2 separate regions of the Homo sapiens genome follow, and region 2 is linked to region 1. Evidence: chromatin contacts called from ENCODE Hi-C data. All regions are on one chromosome and are shown on one strand. The core of a region is the stretch at or near the end of the contact, and the rest is flanking DNA. Distances in the headings are between cores, read along the strand shown. Region 1 holds the start of HOXA7 (homeobox A7). Region 2 holds the start of PRR15 (proline rich 15).

Region 1 (2,932 bases), core at 188-2,687:
CAGACACATGAACACAAGGACAGACAAGTAGACAGGGCACTCGTTAGGCTGCTGTCCCAGAGCCCGCACCTTCCTCCTGGCCTAGTCCCCAGCGAGCATCCCCCTCTGCCCCAGGCCCCGAACTGAGCTAGGGGAGGAGGGGGAGTGTTAGGGAAAGACCCCAACTGCAGTGCCAGACGCGCAGGCAGCTCTGTAATGAGCAAAGGCACAGAATCTCAACTTTACAACCGACCTTTCCAGCCGGCTAAGCTTCCACAATGTCCTGCTTCCTCTGACAAAGGAAAACTGTAAATATAGAGTGTGAGCAAGTGGGAAACGCTGCACTTTTGCCATTCAAAGATGAGCCCGGCCATTCCCCTGCCTTGCTAGGCAAGTGGGCGACTCTTCCCAGCAGCCTGAGCCCTCATCCCCAGGACCTTCCTAGGGCACCCCGACCCTCTGTCCTCATTCCCTCGCCCCCATCTTGAAATGGACCCTGGCACAGGGTCGGGTGAGAGGCCCTGGAGGGCTTGGCTCTCCTAGCTTTTGAGAAAGAAATGTCAGGCAGCAAGGAAAATGAGGAGAGAGAGAAGAAGAAAGGGAGGGAGGGTGACAGAGGAGGGAGAAAGAGAGACAGAATAGCGAACAAACTTAATGTTAAAATTCCAAGACAAATGGAGTTAAATAAATTTACGAGGATCGAACCCATTAATTGGGCCATAAAAAGTTTTATGAGCCTCATTTACATACAATGCTATGGGCTCCACGCAATGGCGCCTCCGCTCCAATTAAAACCAGAAAGGCTGCGCCGGGAGTCACGGGGCTACCGGCTCGCAACAGCCTGGCTCCGCTCTTCCGGCCCCGCGCCCCGCGCTCCGCGCTCCCCAGCGCTGCGCTCCCCGCTCCCGGTCCCGCTCCGCCAGCCTGGCCCGCCTAGCGACTGCGCCTACCTGAAGACCGCATCCAGGGGTAGATGCGGAAATTGGCCTCAGCCGCGCCATGCAGCGCGCCCTCGTCCGTCTTGTCGCAGGCGCCTTTGGCGAGGTCACTGCAGAGCCCGGGGATGTTTTGGTCGTAGGAGGCGCAGGGCAGGTTGCCGTAGGCGTCGGCGCCCAGGCCGTAGCCGGACGCAAAGGGGCTCTGATAAAGGGGGCTGTTGACATTGTATAAGCCCGGAACGGTCGAGGCGAAGGCGCCGGCGCCCGCCCCGTAGCCGCTTCTCTGTGAGTTGGGAGCAAAGGAGCAAGAAGTCGGCTCGGCATTTTGGAACAGAGAAGCCCCCGCCGTATATTTGCTAAAAAGCGCGTTCACATAATACGAAGAACTCATAATTTTGACCTGTGATTTGTTGTCCGGCAGCTTTCAGTGTCGGTTTTACGAGGTAGAGTGATATATGATAACATTACACCCCCAGATTTACACCAAACCCCATTTTCTTTTGGACGGAGCTCGCCGCAGCACGTGACCGCCCACATGACCGCCTCCGCCAATCTCAGCAGTCCTCACAGGTGGTCTCGCTCCGCAGGGCCCGCAGCCGCCTAGAATGGAAGGGCAAGAGGCTCAAATATGCGGCCAAAGAATCCGCCCGCGCCCGGCGGGCCTGGCGCGTCCCGCGGAAAAAGACCTGGAGGCTCCGCGGGAGCGCCCAGCTGGCGGCCAACCTCCGCACTGGGGTCTGCGGACGCCAGGCGGCCCGGCCCCACGCAGCACCCCCCACCCCGCCCCCCCGCCGACTCCTGCTAGTGAGCCCTGGACCAAGCTTGGGATCCTCCCCATCCCTCTCCTGTCCGCCTGCCCAGACCCTGGAAGGGTCTCTGTCCCCCGCAACAGCCTGCCCCGCGGTGGCCTTGTGGGCAGGACTCAGCTATGAGCAGATCGACTCTGCCCAAGTCTTCTCTCACCCAGGTCCAGTGGGCGACAGGCCGGACTTAGACTCGGATCCAGACGGGGAAGGCGCAGCATCTCTTGCAGCTGCAGAGAGATTGCCACCGCAAACTGGAGCCATGTGGTTCGAATAAAGTCAACGTCTCCCAGCTTCCTTTCCTTAATCGGAGGCACACTGTTTATCCGCCCTAAAGGAAGCAGTGAAATATTTATCTATTAATGAGACTCATTTGCCAACAGATTTATTAACGTGGGGTTCCCCTCCCTCCTCCCGGACGCTGTAGTGCTGCAGGCTCTGTGCCTTCGCTCCTGGGCACCTGGCTGGCTCCAGCAGTCCGATAAATTGCTAAAGATTCCTTTGTCCTTTCCACAACTTCTGGTTCCCCTCTGGCGCATGGGGAGCCAGGGCTGTTTCCCCCAGCTTGGAAAAATCTCGGGCCTGCACCCTTCCAGGCACTCCCAATACTGGAAGGTTTCTGGGGTAGGCCGGGGTGCCTGGGAACAATACATGCTTTAGAGCGGATTTGGAGAGGGGGCTCTGGCGTCTAGGGACTGCAACCCACTGTGGACTTCCTTTTCTTTTGAAGACACCGAAAACAAATAGGGGAAACCACCCCCTAAAGGCCACCCAGCTGTGGAGGCTTCACCTATCCAAGTACCAGCTCACATGGAGCTGAGCGCACAGTGGTCTCACTTCCTCCCATCCAGGCCTCCAATTCCTACCTTCCAGGCCTCCGACCCCTGCACCATGTTGCACCAGCTGAAGCCCCTGCCGCCCACCGCTCGGTGGAGGATGGTGGGGAGAACCCTTCCCCTAAACGCCTCATAAACTGCCCGGCTGCGCTGGAAGCCCGGCCACCTTTTACTGCTCAGCTCGATTACACACCATAAACCCGACCTCACAATGGAATTGCCCCGGAAATTCTCCTGTAAATTGTAGAGTTTAGTTCCTTGTGTACTGAGCACTTCCCATCACTTTCAGAGGGTCCAGGCCGTCCCCGTTTACCGCACCCTCTCAGGGGGCCCCAGGAATACAAAAGGTGGAGGGAGGGTTCAGATCGGGACGCCA
Region 2 (3,025 bases), core at 394-2,893, 2.4 Mb after region 1:
TGCAAATTATTTGAGTTAGGCAGTATGTCTTTCACTACTTTTTTTTTTTTTTTTTTTTTTTACAGACAGAGTCTCACTCTGTCACCCAGGCTGGAGTGCAGTGGCCGGATCTCAGCTCACTGCCACCTCCACCTCCCAGGTTCAAATGATTCTTGTGCCTCAGCCTCCCCAATAGCTGGGAATACAGGCGTGCACCACTACACCCACCTTGTTTTTTATTATTATTTTTAAGTAGAGACAAGGTTTTGTCATGTTGGCCAGGCTGGTCTCAAACTCCTGGTCTCATGTGATCCACCCGCCTCGGCCTCCAAAGCGCTAGGGTTACAGGCTTGAGCCATCTTGCCCGGCTGTCTTTCACTGCTTTTATACTGCAAACAGTTTTCACAACAGAGATGCTCAGTTGCTCCACACCCAGTCCTTCAGGGGAGTTATGCTTGCATATGAGCTCAAGGAACATCAAAATCGTTTTTTGAAACAAGAGCATCCTGGAAGATGAAGCAAGCTGCACCTCTGCCTTCATTAGTGAAAATGCCCTGTGCCAATATCTTTATGTCAAATGAATAAAAAGTACTCTTGGCCGGGCGCTGTGGCTCACGCCTGTAATCCCAGCACTTTGGGAGGGAGGCCGAGACGGGCGTATCACGAGGTCAGGAGATCGAGACTATCCTGGCTAACACGGGGAACCCCGTCTCTACTGAAAATACAAAAAATTAGCCGGGCGCAGTGGCGGGCGCCTGTAGTCCCAGCTACTCGGGAGGCTGAGGCAGGAGAATGGCGTGAACCCGGGAGGCGGAGCTTGCCGTGAGCCGAGATCGCGCCACTGCAGTCCAGCCTCGGCGACTGAGCGAGACTCCGTCTCAAAAAAAAAAAAAAAAAAAAAGTACTCTTATGTGACCAGGAGTGCAATCCCCGGTTCACTTCCTGCAGTGGCTCAGGGCTGGATTTACACTGCCCTCGTTGGGTGGCTGTCCATGGACTTCCAGGCCTGAAAGAAGGAAATTCACATCCTCACTGAGTCGTGTTAAGAGTCTCAGACTGGCAGGTTGTGGTGGTTAAGACCGTAGAAGCTAGAGTCAGGCCCCCTGGGTTCCAACCCTGCTCTGCCACGTACCAGACAGGCAAACCTGAGCAACCATTTTCCCGTGCTAGGGTTTCCTCGCCTGTCGAGTGAGAATAATAATAATAACAATACCTACCTCCTAGGGTTGCTGTGAGAAATAAATGACAATCCACAGAAAGCGCCTGCAACGGCGCCTGGCTGGCAAACAGCGGACTTGTTAATTACAGCCTTTCAACTAAGGGCGCCTGAAACTCGCAAACATTTTGCTCGGGTGTGGATTCGCTCCCGTTAGTTACAAACTTGGGATCCCGGGACCCGGAAAGCAAGGGGGAAAAATAAATCGCGATGGGGCCAAGGGACAGCTGCTGCGGCAACTTTTACCCAGCGGAGCCCACCTACAGCCTCAGCCTCCGGGTCTCAGGTCTCCGCCGTTTCTTCTCAAGGAGTCGGTCGGGGGAGCGGCACTGCACAGCTTTTCTCCAATCAGACACCTCAAGGCTGGCGCCTGATCCAATCTCCTCCCCTGGAGGGTGGGAACGCGAAGTTCCTACCTGCACCTGTGGCAGCGGTGACCGCCTCCTGGGTTATTTTCTTTTCTCCCCCAGCTGCCCCAGGGTTCTGGTTTCCCGAATCACTTGGCAAATAACCAGCAGGTGGGCAGATGTCTTTTTTGCGTTCCTACGGACGCGTAGGCAAGTTCGATGCGCCGGAGTGAACAGCCAGGGTCCCATCTCTCAGCCGGCTCCCGGGCGGTGCTAGCAGGGAAGAGGGACGCGCCGGCGAATGAAACACTACTAGCCCGGAAAGCCGCCCTGGACCTTCCACCCGGGCAGCGAGTCTGGCGGCCCCTCGCCGCCGCCCCCTCCGACCAGAACAGACTGCGCTGCGAGCCCCGGGCTTCCGCCGCAGCGCGCAGCAATTGGAGGTGCCAGAGGAGACCAGCAGCAGCACTTGATTTAGCTGGGCTGCGGGAATTCCGACCTGTACACTTTCCAGAAGCCTGATCTCTCCAAGTCCGCGCCCAGGGACTCGAGCCCCGGCTTCCAGGTTGACCCGAGCGCGCCCCCTTCGTGCTCTCGGCCGCGTTCACCGCGCGAGGCCTCCGGGTCCTGTTAAGCCCGAGCAGGTGAGCGACTGGGGGTGGTTCGGCGTCCGCCGAGACAGAGCCTGGCCCCGGGGGTCACCCTGGGGTGCTGCCTGGTACCTCCCAGGTACCCGCCTCCCGGAGCCCTAAGAGAGGCTGAAAACCACGGACGCTCCAGGACTCCGTTTTCTGTACTTTTGAGTAATTTGCCATCTTTTCCTTGCGCAATTCGTACAAAGCCCTTCCGTGCTCACAAAGTTGATGATTGTGAAGAAGAAAATGTAGGTTAGAGGAGAGGAAGCAGCATCAGGACACCTTACCACCACTGTTAGTAAATGACTTGGGGGTACGGGTTGCTTTTCCGATCTGCAAAGTAGGAGGGAATGGGATGTTTGCAGACGCAGTTGCTAATTGTGCCTGAGGGCGTGGGTGCCTTTTGTACCGAAAGAACTTTTGGCCGTTTTTTCTTGTATTGTTTTCAAGTCGCTGCCCGAGTGTGTCCTCAGGGCATCCTGGGGAGGAGCCGGTGTTGCGGTTTCGGGGCGCAGCCGAGGCCGCCCCGCCGCCTCCCGTAGGCGATCAGACTTCCTCTCCCTGGCGGTTCCGGGAGGAGAACCTCCTACAACAAACACCGCCGAAGTTTCCCTCTCCAGCGCGATCGCCAATCCCAGGAGCGCCCGGCGCGTGGGCTGGGAAGGAGCCGAGCGGAAACCTGGAAGTGAGCCGCGGCGCAGGCGAATCCTGCCGTTGCTGGTGGCAGCGCCCAAGAGACCCCGCACAGAAAGTGGGCTGGGAGTCTCGCTTGCTGTACCCGCACCTAAGTGCTCAGAAGCGGCCTTTCGCTCTGCAGAGGGGGGGTCTTAGAAGCTTGGGGAAGAAGC

What was found. Hi-C counts contacts between places; a loop is a spot of excess contacts on that map. Pooled maps may share reads with other maps.
Region 2: a pooled map shows a loop between it and region 1 (14-fold over the local background). The contact joins the promoter of PRR15 here to the promoter of HOXA7 in region 1. A Hi-C loop is called at or near these places in 3 of 37 single-sample maps with no recorded cell type and 3 of 50 pooled maps.

What each region holds. Positions count from the first base shown.
Region 1 is chr7:27,155,238-27,158,169 of GRCh38, forward strand. HOXA7 (homeobox A7) reads right to left here and starts at 1,438. Exons shown (of 2, transcript NM_006896.4): 1 at 930-1,438. The coding sequence starts at 1,308. HOXA-AS3 (HOXA cluster antisense RNA 3) reads left to right here. Exons shown (of 3, transcript NR_038832.1): 3 at 1-691.
Region 2 is chr7:29,562,192-29,565,216 of GRCh38, forward strand. PRR15 (proline rich 15) reads left to right here and starts at 1,644. Exons shown (of 2, transcript NM_175887.3): 1 at 1,644-2,186. It overlaps PRR15-DT (PRR15 divergent transcript), which reads right to left and starts at 1,500. Exons shown (of 2, transcript NR_183550.1): 1 at 1,197-1,500.